2 separate regions of the Mus musculus genome follow, and region 1 is linked to region 2. A link is a contact called in ENCODE Hi-C or POLR2A ChIA-PET data. All regions are on one chromosome and are shown on one strand. The core of a region is the stretch at or near the end of the contact, and the rest is flanking DNA. Distances in the headings are between cores, read along the strand shown.

Region 1 (7,102 bases), core at 2,957-5,456, 38 kb before region 2:
AATGGTGCACGTCTTTTATCTAAACACTAGGGAGGAAGAGGCAGGTGGATCTCTGCGAGTTCAAGCCCAGACTAATTTACATAGTGAAATCCTCAAAAATAATTATGATTTTTAAAAAAGCAGTAATGGTTACTATGTTAGGATTGTGGGAGCAAAGTCTTGGCACAGCAGCTGCTATGGAAGTGTCAATGGGTCTTTTGAAAAATGCCTATAATGAACAATCCATTTATTTGTCTGGAAAAGAATACAACCAATACAGAGGATCATAGATCAGGACTGAGTGCATACCTCACTGGTATTGTGGTTGCACACAGACACAAATAAGCAATCAAGGGGGGGTGTCTTTTTTTTAAAGATTTATTTATTTTATGTATGCGAGTGCACAGTCCTCTCTTCAGACACACCAGAAAAGAGTACCAGATCCCATTGTAGGTGGTCATGAGCCACCATGTGGCTGCTGGGAATTGAACTCAGGACCTCTGGAAGAGCAGTCAGTGATGTGAACAGTAACATGAACAGTACATTGTAACAGGATAGAAAAAAAAAGCAAGGAATACTCAAACCTCGTTAGTGTGGGCTATCAACATGCAACAACAGTGGGGGTGTCTGCTCTTCCCTTGTAGTAGAGAGGCTGTGGGTCTGAAGGAAAAGATAAAAGGAATGTTTATTTTTCACTGAATACTATTTCACACTGTTTTAAAAACTTTAAACACGTCCTCGTATCAGCCATTCTAAAAAAATAATTACACATTTTATTTTTGGGTGTGAGCCTAGCCATCTCTTCTGTTGCCAATTCCACACTGTAAATGCACTTGTGTTCAGCATTTTACATCATCACGTTAAGACGAAAACAATTATTTATCTAATAATTTATCTAATAAAATAGGCTTATATAAAGACAGGTCATGTATAAATGAGCCCTGAACATCTTGAAGACAAAGCACCCTCCCTCATGCACACACTTGCACACATGCACACATGCACACATGCACACACCCCTCAGGCAAAGTAGGGAGTGCTCAGAAAAGATTCCAAGGGTCAGTCACTGCAACATGTGCCTCAGAGCCAAGGACCAGTGGTCATTTTGATGCTCCTTCCACAGAAGAGGTGCCTGAGCCCGCACCATTCATTAGTGCCCCAGCTTTGCTTTATTTCCATAAGCCTGAGCCTACAACATTTTACTGTCAACCTGGACCTTGGAAAAGAATGCCAGGAGGTAGGAAGGAGGAGGCTGCTTGACTTTACCCCAGCCAGTGGCCCAGAATGCCAACCTCTGGATAGGAAAGTACACATTGAATACCCAGCTTTGGGTAGGCAGGTGACCATCGTTCTTCAGAATACGTTTTCCTTGCGCAGCTGAGCTGCTAGCAACCCACAGGACCACTGAATCAGAGATTCCATAGATCTCAGAGGCAACTTGCTACTTCCTTTAGAAGACTGTGGCCAGTTATGTTTATGTTTAAGAAGCCACTAATTGTAAACAAACGTGATCAAAATGTAAACAGAGGTGTTACAGCCTGAGGATTTACCCCGAAACTCTAGTTTAGTTATTAGGAAATTCCCAGCAGGCTGTCGTGATTCACATGGCCCCCCCAACAGCTCTCATGACTCCGGATTACTTGGCTGGAGGCTGTCATGCTGATTCTTTGAGAGCAAGATGACCTCATTTCCTCCTGGCCAGAGACCGCTATGCAGTGTGATAGCCCTCTTCCTCCTTCTACCGCCACTTCTTCACCTGGATGAACAATCCTCGTGCCTCCAACTCATCACAGAACTGCCTTTCTCCTGGTTAGTCTTTAGACTCTCTGAAATCTCTATTTTTGGTGCAGTCTGTGTTAGACTTTCAACTCTTTGGAGGCAAAGAACAGGTCTTAGATATCTGCCCCTCCCTCATCATTTGCTACATGTCTTAACCACAGAGGTGCTTAATTGTGAGTGAATCAGTGAATGCAGAACAGAGAAAAGTAACAGGGAGCTTTGAAGCTCTCTCTCTCTTTGTGTGTGTGTGTGTGTGTGTGTGTGTGTGTTATACACATTAGTGACTAACTCCAAGTTACCTATAATGAATAGGTGTTGCATTAAGGAAATATATAAATATAAAAGACATAAAGATATAAAAGCACTTCTTCCCTTTGCAGTCTTCTAACCACGAGCAAGTCTAAATTTGAATTCTCTACTTCATGATCACTATGTCTTATGACCATCTGTTGTTGCATGAATCTGCATTTGTGCCTGTCTGAAGGCGGTCTTGTGAACTTGTTTGTCCCTGTGTCTATCCCTATGTGTGTCTGTCTGTTGTGTGAGCTGTGTGTATGAGTGGTGTCTGTCTGTTCTGTCTATGTGTGTTGTATATGTCTCTATGTGTGAATGGTGTTTGTATGTCTTTACTATGTACGTATTTAACAGTACAGAAAGCACCACACGGGGAAGGAATGGATACTTGGCAAAATCTTTAACAGAGTTCAACAAGGAATTAAGTCTCTGCTTCCAACTGACTCCAAATACCAGATAACAAATATTATTGCTTATCAATCAATATCCATAAATAGTTTCGCTCAACCTTTATGGTAGCTTTTAGGAAGTTACTTAACTTCTATTTGCTGTTTTCAACAAATGATTGATATGTGTTATCGGAGTTTGGGCATGAGAAGAGTACATAGCTTAAGGTCACGCTCTGCATTAGCTTAGATTGTAAAAGGTGATTATGTGGGAAGTCCAAGGCAGGTAAGTTTGATTGTTCTCTCTCTCTCTCTCTCTCTCTCTCTCTCTCTCTCTCTCTCTCTCTCTCTCTCTAGTATAGGCTTATATCCTTTTTGTCTGTTATTTCTATCTTATAGATACGTCTTAAAGACATTTTCAGATACATCTTCAATTTCTCTTCCAGTTCAGAGCTGCCCTATGATGTAGACTGGAATTATATTCTCATTCCACAGCCTGCAAGGAAAACATGGTTCATGTGTGCCCATGGCGGCACTTGCATCTAGGTACTCTCTCCTGGGCTCTGGGTCCCACAGTCTCCATAAAGCAGCAGAATGCTGTAAAGAGAGAGGCCCGTTAACTAAGATACTCAGGCAGGTGGTATAAAATATTCCAGCCCAGTGTTTGCCTCAAGTCTTTCTATCTATTCTGGAGACTTCCTTCCAGAAACACATTTTTTTCTTCTTCTTTTTTCTTAGGATGCCCACGCTGTGCATGTTACTGGCTTGCCTGAATTCCAGGAACTTCCCTTGTGGTCTAAACTGGCTGAAGTTTCTGTTGAGAGTGATAAATAAGAAAGCAAATGCATATGATTTCATTATTTTCCTGACTCCAAGTGGCTTTTGTATCTCAGGAGAGCAGACCTCCTGAGTCAGGTGTGCTGACATAGACTAGTGGAGGGGCTCTTTTGTCGGCTCTGTTTATAAAAGGGTAGAGGATACAGGAGTGCAGATGCACACTGAGCAGTGCCTAAACCTAGCCTGGCTTCTTTATCCAGGGAAATGAGCCCCGAAAGCTTTTGTTTTGGTTTAGTTTCTTGTTTGTTTGTTCTGAGTTTTTTGTCTGGCTGGCTGTTTTGTTTGAAATGGGGGTCTCTTTATGTAGCCCTTGATGTCCTGGAACTCTTTACATAGACCAGGCTGGCCTTGGATTCAGAGATCCAGTTAAAGGCATGTGCTACCATGCCCAAAGCAGCTAACCATTGCTTTGAGTTTTTAAGATAGGGTCTTATGTAGCCCAGGCTGACCTTAAACTCACTGTAGTCTGCACTTCCTAAGTGCTAGGATTACAAGCCTGTGCTATCATGCCTATCCTTTAAAGGCTATTTTCTGACTAGCTGGGTCCAAAAGGAATTTCGTGTTGAGTCATGGGATATATTCTTGGGTTGCTATACTAAGAACATTCAGTATGGTATTGTAGTAGAATGACTTTAAACAAGGCACTTAACTCTTTTGACTTTGGTTCTCCCATCTGCAAAATGAAACAGCCCTGGTCCCATTTTGGAGATTGGATGAAGTCATGCCTATGTGGGAAAAGTGTTCATTCATTCATTCATTCATTCATTAGCTATATACATTAAGTAGTGAAAGGACTACTATGTGCCGGTATAGTTCCAGGTGCTAAAAACAGAAAGATGGATTTTGTAAACTGCAATTCCTATCTAAAGTGCTTCCCTCCTTTGCTTGTCCATTTTGGTCCAAAAAACCAGGTCATGCTGGAATATGCTGCAGGATTCCAGTTAAGTGGGGATGCTGTGTCCTTGGCCCACAGTTCCTACCAACTGGGCAGCTGGGAAAGACAGCTGCATGTGTTGCTCGCCCCCGCACTCCTGACTCCCACTCACCCCCCCCCCCTTATCTGTGACTCTTTGCAGTATGAAACTCTTTTTAAACCTCCTTCCTAACATATTGGCAAACAGACTCCAGCAGTTTGGGAAACAGACCATGGAATTGATCATCTTACATCCTTGAGTCTAAGGCCCCCTCCCCTGTCCTACTGTGTGCTTAGTGGTCAAGGTGAAGCTGACTGTGTCTGGGCCTGCAACATGATAGGGGAGGTGGTGGAGCTAGTGGGTCCCTAATGGCCTGTGGACGGGGTGGAGGGAAGCCACATATTTGTGCCCTTACTCATGGAAAGCAAAGCACTCAAGGGCTGAACCCTGAGGTTACATGATGTCGTCAATAACACAGAAACGCACAGGTCAACTTGGCTCGTTTATGTTCGGTCTATGACTCCCTAAACGTCCTTGTTATTTCATGACTCTGATCTGATTTGTAGTTATACTCAAACCAATTATCTCAGACTTCTGCATGAAATTCTTGAGCCTTGGCCAAATTTCTTTTGTCCCTAATTCAAACACAGTAAGGCAGAAATGTATTACCCTACACGAATACTGGGGGGCCAGAGTGGTGGTTCAGTAGTTAAGAACACTTGTTGCTCTTGAAGAGAACCTGGCTTCAATTTTCCAGCATCCGTGTGGTAGTTCACAACTAGCCATAGTTCCACTGCCAAGAGATCCAAAGCCCTCTTCTGACCTCCAGGAACACCAGGAACACTATGCACATACATACATGCATATGCACATACATACATATGCACATACATACATATGCACATACATACATATGCACATACATACATTTGAATGAAATTCTCACACATAAAATAAAATGAATAAATCTAATAAAATTTTTAAATTTTATTTTTATTTTATGTACATTAGTATCTTGACTGCATATATCTCTGTGTAAGGATGTCAGATTCCCTGGAACAGGAGTTACAGACAGTTGTGAGCTGCCATGTGGGTGCTGGGAATTGAACCTGGCTTCTCTGGAAGAACACCCAATGCTCATAACTGCGGAGCCATCTCTCCAGCGCCCTAGTTATAACTTTCCAAACCTCCTGGAATCTGCATCTCTCTCCAGGAAAAGACTCTCCAGTCTCCTGTCCTACAACTACTCACTACTCAGGTCAGCATAACTTAGTGGCAACGGATGCTTAAGAGGAACTAAGGGGGCTGGAGAGATGGCTCAGCAGGTAAGAGCACCCAACTGCTCTTCCGAAGGTCCTGAGTTCAAATCCCAGCAACCACATGGTGGCTCACAACCATCCCTAACGAGATCTGACTCCCTCTTCTGGTGTGTCTGAAGACAGCTACAGTGTACTTACATATAATAAATAAATAAATCTTTAAAAAAAATAGAACTTAAAAAAAAAAAAGAGGAAACTAAGGACGTACTCTAGAGAAAAGGCTCAAAGAGGAAATGAGAAACTGCTGGGTTGGCTGAAAACTGTCAAGAAGTCAGTCTTACTTAGGGAAATGTGTTCAGCTATGAGCTGAACTGCTAGGCAGTCTTGTTCTGAAGAAAATCAGGATAACATCTGTAGCCTATATGATGTATGTTTTCATGGCTCTCTCAAACTAGATTCTGTATGTGGTCATTTACTTAAGGAAAATGAAAGCATCCCCCTTCATGACACCGATGGAGGAGCAGCTAATAAAAGGAAGTGAATCACCAGAGGTCATTCACTGACAATGAGATTCATAACTTGCAGATTTTGAGGAACCTCATGACACATTTCCACCCTCTCTCCTATTCCGGCTCCTCACCTCCTTCCTTCCTTCCTTCCTTTCTCCCTGTCCACCCTCAATGCCTTTGTCTGCCCTGTCCACCTGCAGAAAATGCTCCGTTTCCCCATGCAGTTATGGACATCAATCAGACAAACCTCTGAGGAAGGTTTGGGAGAATGCATGGACACCTGTGCAAACAGAAAGAGTGTGTGTATGTGTGCACACGCGCGCGCGCACACACACACACAGAGCAGGGACCCGGGGAAACAGGGGCACAGTTGAGAGGAACAGGATGTGGATAATTGCATGGGCAGACTGTTCCTTCCTTACTCTGGGGGCAGTGATTATGGCAGTGTGGCAGAAACAAGAAAAAAGAAGGCGAAGGCCCGTGTTTTTCAAGGGGATTTTATAATCTGTCCCGGTTAAAGGGATAACAAAGCCAGGTACAGTGACCCAAAAATCCAACACCAGCCTGGATAACATTACAAAAAAATTAAAATGTAAAAGATAGCTAATAAATAAAGTTAATTGTATGATATTTGCTTTTAAAGCCTTAACAGTATAACTGGACTGTGACGGCTCACATCTTTAATCTAAGCACTCAGGAGGCAGAGGCAGGCAGAACTCTGAGTTTGAGGTCAGTCTGATGTACAGAGTAAGTTCCAAGACAGCCAGAACTACACAGAAAATCCTATCTTGAAAAGAGAAAAAGATAAACAACAGCAATAAAACAACAAAATCCTTAACAGTGTTCTTTAAAGAAAGAACTATCAATGTGATCATCTTATAGTTAAAACTGAGAAACACAAGTTCGAACAAGTTCCCAAGGCCACACTGTAGATAAACAATAGAGCCGGTGCCCCCATTCAGACTTGGCTAATTATAGGGCTTGGGAAACACTAAGACAGTGTCCTAGTCAGTCTGTAGTAAGTCTGACTCGTTAGGGCAGGTATTTGTCCTTATATGGGGGGAACATCCTGCTTTTTGTGGTTGTTTGGTTTTGTTCGGCTCATGTAGCCCAGTTGTGACCCAGAACTTGTTATGTAGCTGAGG
Region 2 (6,725 bases), core at 2,140-4,639:
GAACATGGCTGTGCAATCCTTAGCATTTAGAGTCCTATGGACTGAGCTCCTTGCATCCTAGGAACACACGGCCGACTTCATTCTCCTAGCATTGATTTACAACATCTCCCAACATGTGAGCAACTATGCTTTGATTTTAATGGCATCATCTCCCTTGCATTTACATTCATTTATTTATTTGGCTTTTCTGAGATGATGTCTCACTGTATGGCCCTGGCTGGCATAGAACTCACTAGATAGACCAGGCTGTTCTCAAACTAGTCACCATCTTGTGATTACAGGTGCATGACAGCGCACCTGCCTCCCCTTTCAATTAAAGACCTCACTTCCAACTGCTCTGTTTTTCTTAGATTGGAAGAGTAAGTATTCTCACGTGCTCTAAAATCACATTCCGAAATTAGGGAGGGAAGTATATGTCATTCAGGGGGGCAATATGTAATTTTCAGTGGCTTCAAGACGAAAGATCAGGACAAGGGAGGGGTACCACCCAGTGGGGTACCTCTGGTGATTATCAAGGCATCAATTTCCTGTGTTGTTTACTGTTCCGGGAGCTCTGAGCACTGCCTGAGTGCTAGTGCTGCCCAGGGGACTGGTTACAACCAGAACAGCATAGTCTGTGGACCCCATGAGGTTGCCATAGATACTGATGCGCAGGGAGCTAGCGAGCTCGTTATTATTTGTGAGTGTCGTCCCTCTAATTGCTGTGAGGTAGCTGGAGGTTGTGTGGGTGCTACGGCAATGGGGATTAAGAAGGGTGTGTGTGTGAGGATGTTTGTGTGAGCACACAGAAGTGTCTCTAGGCTCCACGCTGCCAGAGTGGACACTAGGCAGGCAGAGGTCTGTGCTATCAAGAGAAAGTGTGAAGGAGGGAAGACAGGAGCAAGGTAGAGCTGTAAAAGAAAAATGGAGGCTTCTAATTGTATAAATTATAAATCTCCACTTTATTAGGACATTCCGCTAAAAGGCAGTGACGAGCAGATAGGAGGTAGTTGATGAACAGTTGTTGAAAAATGGGTGGCTCCATTTACATGGTAGTATGAGTCATTTCCAAGATTTCACCCAATATTTTCCTACGTCATTTTCCATTTCACCCAGAGACACGCGATGCTTTAGATGGTTATCCTGAAGCATCCAGTGTAGATCCTGTAGGCGGGATGACAAACGGGTCACAGCAGGCACGTTGGGCCAGTCAGGTTGTAACCCTGCTTTGACCTTTCCCCCTAGGGTATCCCTAAGAGACCCCATTTTACCCCTAGTCTATGCTTGTGACCTCTCCCCACTCCTCACTCCATCTTCTGTTAATGAATATGTGAGGTTCAAGTATCAGCGTCTGGAGGTCAGGACCCAAGCTGCCTCCAGCCCTCAGGAAGGGCACACTGGTGAAAAAATGACACGCTGGCTGCTGCCTCCATTTCTGGAGCGCAACTAGCAGCCGCTTCTGCAGCAAGGATGGATGAGAGAAAATGAAGACTTACTGGCATCCCTGATTTTACAACCTCCTTACCCAACCGGGCTGAGACTTGGGACCTGCTGCTTTGAGGTAGGAAGTGGCCTTGTCCCCTCCACTTAACTTCCTGTTGCCATGTGGAAGGGTGGAGTACACAGTGCCCCTGTCACCTCAGCTCTTTCCTTGGTTCTCTCCTCTCAGGTAATCAGTCAGGGCTTTCTTCCCCCACTTCCCCCTAATCTCCAACCCCCACCCCCCCACACACACTTTGCTCCCTGGGCTGTGGGGTAAGTCCTCCCTTTGTGCTCTTCCCACCCCACTGAAGCTTGGGAGGCCAGAGTACCTCTCAGTTGCCTCCCCTGGCAGCACTGGCCTGCTGACAGAGGAGGCTGGATTCCCAGTGGGCACCCTGCTGTAATCAAGACTGAGAGGCAGCAGTTGGCTGAGCTCCCTTCTGCCCAGTGGGGAATGGCCTCTGACTTGGGGTACAGCTGCGCGGGGGGGGGGGGGGGGGGCATCGGGAAATTGCCCTGCACATTGCTCCTCCAGAGTGGCTTTTACTTGACTCTGTCCCATAAAGTTGTAATATTGGAGACAGAGCCGTTCTATGAACACTGAGCCTGGAGCGAAGTACCCAGGGGTTCCTTTGGAGTGCACAGTTTAGTGGGAAGAAAAATACTACACAATAGCTGCAAACACTGTTTGAATAAGGTACTGAGGGTTACTCTAATATTATACATGATTTAACCCAGTAAATGCTCACAGCCCTATGAAGTATACTGCACTATTATTTCCAGTTCTCAAATAAGGCCCAGACAGATTTCATGAACTGCAGAATGCCTGAGGTCAATGATTTTCCAGACATCCGAGAGCTAGGTAGTATGATCCAAGAGTTCTCAATACTGTGTGCTAGCACTCATACTTGCAAATACATCATTACAAAATGTGATAAAGTGTCATAAATAAAAGTACTGGATGCCCACAAGAAAACGAGCATGTTTTCATCTTTTGCTTTTAGCCACTAGTGCACAAAGCCTTTTCAAGACATTCTTACTTTTATCTTTTATTACTGACCTAGGAGAGAACATTTATTTCTAAGACTGGAATGCAGGAAAGCATCACACGGGCCCGCAGGACAGCTCAGTGAGTAAAAAGATGCGTGAGCTAAGCCTGACTACCCAAGTTCCATCCCCCAATGTAGTGAAAAGAGAACCAACTCCCCAAGTTGTGTGACCTCCACACGTGCGCTGTGGCAACCATAGGGCCACAGGCATACACACACGAAACAAATAAATGGAAAGAAAGAAAGAAAGAAAGAAAGAAAGAAAGAAAGAAAGAAAGGAAGGAAGGAAGAAAGAAAGAAAGAAAAGCAAGCAAACATCTTGCCCCATGGCCTGGTTTCGCTGATAAAACCGCGGCTGAAGGTTTTCTGGTTTTGTTTTTTCTTAATGATGCCCTTGATTCTTGCACTAATCTAGAGTGTCGGCACCCTGGGGGAAGGCTGCGGGCAGCTGGCTCTGCAGTCTGGGGGCATCTCTCGAGTGTACAGTCTCACATACGCTCTTTGACCTTGGCATTTTCCGGCTTGGTTCAGGCTGCAGTCATGGGACCCACGTGTGGGGCCTCTCCCCAGACCTCGGTGGTCCAGACCCAACACCACTCAAGAACCACTTTCACACATTGGTTCCTGAGCTCTTGCAGGGTCCGCCCTGGAGGAGCCCGCAGGAGGTGTCTTCCAGTTCGGTCGGTCCCAGTGGGTGGCCGGGAGTGGGGACCCCGCGTCCTTGGCCCTCGGGTGCAGGGGGCCCAGTTCGGGCGGCTCCTGGGGCGGGGCGGGGCCGACGGTGGGAGGCCCCTCCCCGGGGGCGGGGCGGGGGCCAGCGGGGCTTGGGGGCGGGGCCGGCGGGCGGGCGCGGGGGTGTCCCTCCCTCCCTCGCTCTCTCCGGTAAAGTCTCGCGGTGCTGCCGGGCTCAGCCCCGTCTCCTCCTCTTGCTCCCTCGGCCGGGCGGCGGTGACTGTGCACCGACGTCGGCGCGGGCTGCACCGCCGCGTCCGCCCGCCAGTATGGCCACCACCGCCACCTGCACCCGCTTCACCGACGACTACCAGCTTTTCGAGGAGCTCGGCAAGTACGGCCCACCCGCCACGCGCGGCGGCCCCCCACCCTGGTCCAGGCGTCCCGGCGCTCTGCGGCTTCTCGCCCCGCCCCCCGGCCCTGCACCGGCCGCTGCAGCGCCCCCTCGACCCGCCCCACCCCCAGCTTTTCCCGCGTGCTGCCTCGGGGGCCCCTTAGCCCCGGGTTCCCGGTCCCGCAGCCCCCTCCGCGCCCTGCAGCAGCTGCCAGGCTGCTGCACCCGGCGCCGCCGCGGGAACTGCAGCCCCGGGACTGCTCCGGGGCGCCTTCCAGCCCCGCCCCTCCCGCACCCTTCAGACGCTCCCCTCCCTCGACCCCGCCTGTCCACCGCCCCCTCCCCACCCAGCTCCGGAGCCCACTCAGCACCGGCCCCCCAGTTCCCACGCGCCCGGCACTCAGGACCCTCCCCGGCTCTGCAGTTCCAGCCCCGCTGCGGTGCCGGGGTGTGGGGAGATGTTTAGTGCCGGGCCCCGCCCCCCCGCTAGTGCGGCTTCCAGGATCCCAGCCTTGCTGCTGGGCAGTGCTGCGGCACCCCCGGCCCCTCCCCCCATCCCTGCAGTGGTCCCAGGAGCCGTGCGCCGCAGCCGCAGCATCCCCCTCCCCTCCGCACTGAGCTGGCCGCCGCCGCAGCCCGGGTCCCCGCCACCCCCACCCGCGGTGCAGAGCCTGGCCACTGCAGCCCCCGCTCTGCCCGCCCCCCTAGATATTTCCAGAGCCCGAGATCGCAGCCCATTTGGCGGGTCACGTACAGGAAAATAGCACGGGGAAGGGGAGTTACTGCTGTCACAATCAGAGCTGTCTTTCCTCTGTTTCCCTGCTGTCAGTTGAGCGGGGATGCTGTGGGTTTAAGCCAGTTGAGCGGATCTTGAGCGTCACTTTCTCCCAGGCTTAAGGGAAATTTCTCAGGAAACCATACCTTCTGTTTAATCCCTCCTTTTCCCTACTTTCAATTATTTCTGCTGAGAGGAGGAACAAGGTCTCCCTGTTCTTCTCTCTCCTGGTTGCCTTTGCTGGGACCACAAGGCAATCAGTGAGATGCAGCAGGTGTGTATTTGAAGCATCGCCCACCAGTCTGAGGTTTGAGGCTGTTGGAACTAGATGGGAGCCAGGTGGTGCTCCACCCACATCTGTTTAGGGCCATCGGGTGGGCTTACCATTCTTAAGTTAGCTGTTGATTGTCCCTACAAGTCTGGTGGTTGGAGCATGGCTGTCCTCATCTGAAGTATGTGTGTGTCACTTTGCTTGGCGCTGTGTCCCAGTTCTTTCCCCCTTCTCTCTCCAGGGGTGCCTTCTCAGTGGTCCGGAGGTGTGTAAAGAAAACATCTACGCAGGAATATGCTGCAAAAATCATCAATACCAAGAAGTTGTCCGCCCGAGGTGAGCGTGCCCTGCCAGGGCTCTCTTTGAGGATCCCTCCAGAAATTAGATTTCTGCAGGTTCCCTGGGAGGTGGGGGAGTATGTGTTTTAGCACTTGGAGATGAGTTGGAATTTCAAGGTGGGTGGACTTAGAAGCCAGACAAGGAGGTGTGAGGGAATTGGAAGTGCTCAGGGAGGGGGAAAAAAAAGTAAGAGATGAGTGTAGCTGGAGTGGTCTCCAAAGGGTTGAGGGAGTTCAAGTTCTCAGTGGAGAATTGAGAAGGCAGTGTATTGTATGGAATGAACAGCTCTTAATTTAGGGTACTTAAAGCCCCTCTTCTTTAGGGCAGGGCTGGCTACTGCAGGCTTGTCCTAGCCCTTGTGCCCCGGTGGTAACTTAGGGTGGAAATGCAGTAAATGAGCAGTTTTGATGAATCTAGCCTCCCCTGCCCACCAGGCGGCAGAACAGACTCCCAAGGGAAGGAAATCTGTAAACATCAGGGTAGGCGGCTAAGGCTGCGGCGGTGGTGAGGGCTTCTGGGGAACAAACCCTGCCAGATGAACTTGATTCCTTTTTTTTGATCAAATTACAAACTTGACGGTGAAGCAGCAGATACAGTCTGTCCTGGGCAGCGTGTGATGATGCCTCCTGGTCGCTCAATCTCAGTGGTCTGGTCCGAGCAGGAGCCGCAGTGCCTCCGTATGTGAGGCATTTACCGTGTAGGCCCTGGAGTCTCACTTGTGAGAGCCTGAGTACCTATGACTGGGAAGCCAAGGCCTGCCTTTTAACACTTCAGATGTACATCTCTGAAGCTAGTATTGGGTGCTCGCCAAACTTACCTCATCTGATAGGTGTAGACCCAGCAGTGTGTGAGGTGGCTTGGTCTGGTTAATACAGAGGTCAGGTTCTGGAGAGCTTCGGGGTACAGCACAGCGACAAAGGTTCTATGACTCAGAGCAAGGTATTAGGGCTGGGCGATTATTAGGAGCCAGGACAGATGCCCTGGGGAAGATGTGGTCTTTGGCCCGTAATGACTCGGGCATCACTAGGGCAAGATAATAGATGTCCCAAGCACCCAGAAGCTCTAGAATTCCAGAGAGATGACAGTGGGCTTCTGTCCTGTCGGCAGTTTTTCTGGGACCTGTTCCATGGGGCTGCGTCTGCCTCCTGGCCTGGGTATCTCTCCTCATCCCTATCACTGGGCGCACCTCCTGTCTCAGACTATTCATGTACATTGGCTGTAAAGTTGACTTGTTTTCTTTCCACTGGGTACCTTGAGTCCAAGGCAGTGGTTGTCATAGAGATATGTGGGTGGTCAGATGCCCTCCTCCTCCTCTGGGATGGGCGGGGGACAACAGTAGTTGGGTTCTCTGGCAGACATGCTCTGACTAAGACTGGAAGGGGGACAGGCAGGAGTGAGGTGAAGATGGGCATCCCCCTGTGCCCACACAGCCTAGCCCTGGTGTATCAGAAATGTGGCTGACACCTGGTGTCTCCAGCGGATGGTGCGGCGCTTTGCTTTGCTCCTCACCAGTGCCCTTTGGTCCAAGAGTGAGCGAGGGATGGGAGATTGAGAGCTGAGAGCTGAGAGCTGGGGATGTGAAGGTAGCTGGTTACAGTGACTGGAACCACCAACCTTGGGCTTTCGTTTTCTGCCGCTTCCATATACCCAGGCTTATCCTGAGTCTGTGGGATAAGCCTGTGGGATCGTGTCCCTTTCTCTCCCTTCCTCATAGCCTTTCTGCCTTACCCTGTCCTTCCAAGCTGGTATCTTGGTGTTCTTTCT

The links. Hi-C counts contacts between places; a loop is a spot of excess contacts on that map. ChIA-PET counts read pairs that join two places held with the same protein, here RNA polymerase II (POLR2A).
Region 1: a map of left cerebral cortex shows a loop between it and region 2 (8-fold over the local background). The contact joins the enhancer-like site here to the promoter of Camk2g in region 2. A Hi-C loop is called at or near these places in 5 of 37 maps with a recorded cell type or tissue (Patski, heart and left cerebral cortex). POLR2A ChIA-PET finds 5 or more read pairs at or near these places in 4 of 5 experiments (Patski and embryonic stem cell).

Annotation. Positions count from the first base shown.
Region 1 is chr14:20,828,863-20,835,964 of GRCm38, reverse strand. No RefSeq gene overlaps it. Among named protein-coding and RNA genes, the nearest start is that of Plau, 4.2 kb to the left of the region's middle. Within about 2 kb of position 4,206, at least 1 of the 3 ENCODE cell types and tissues checked has a DNase peak (open chromatin) inside an H3K27ac peak, as active enhancers do; it is left cerebral cortex, where a contact is called at or near this core.
Region 2 is chr14:20,790,752-20,797,476 of GRCm38, reverse strand. Camk2g (calcium/calmodulin-dependent protein kinase II gamma) reads left to right here and starts at 3,389. Exons shown (of 21, transcript NM_001360186.1): 1 at 3,389-3,576; 2 at 4,864-4,958. The coding sequence starts at 3,512. It overlaps Gm30108 (predicted gene, 30108), which reads right to left and starts at 3,238. Exons shown (of 2, transcript NR_153779.1): 1 at 3,017-3,238; 2 at 923-1,143.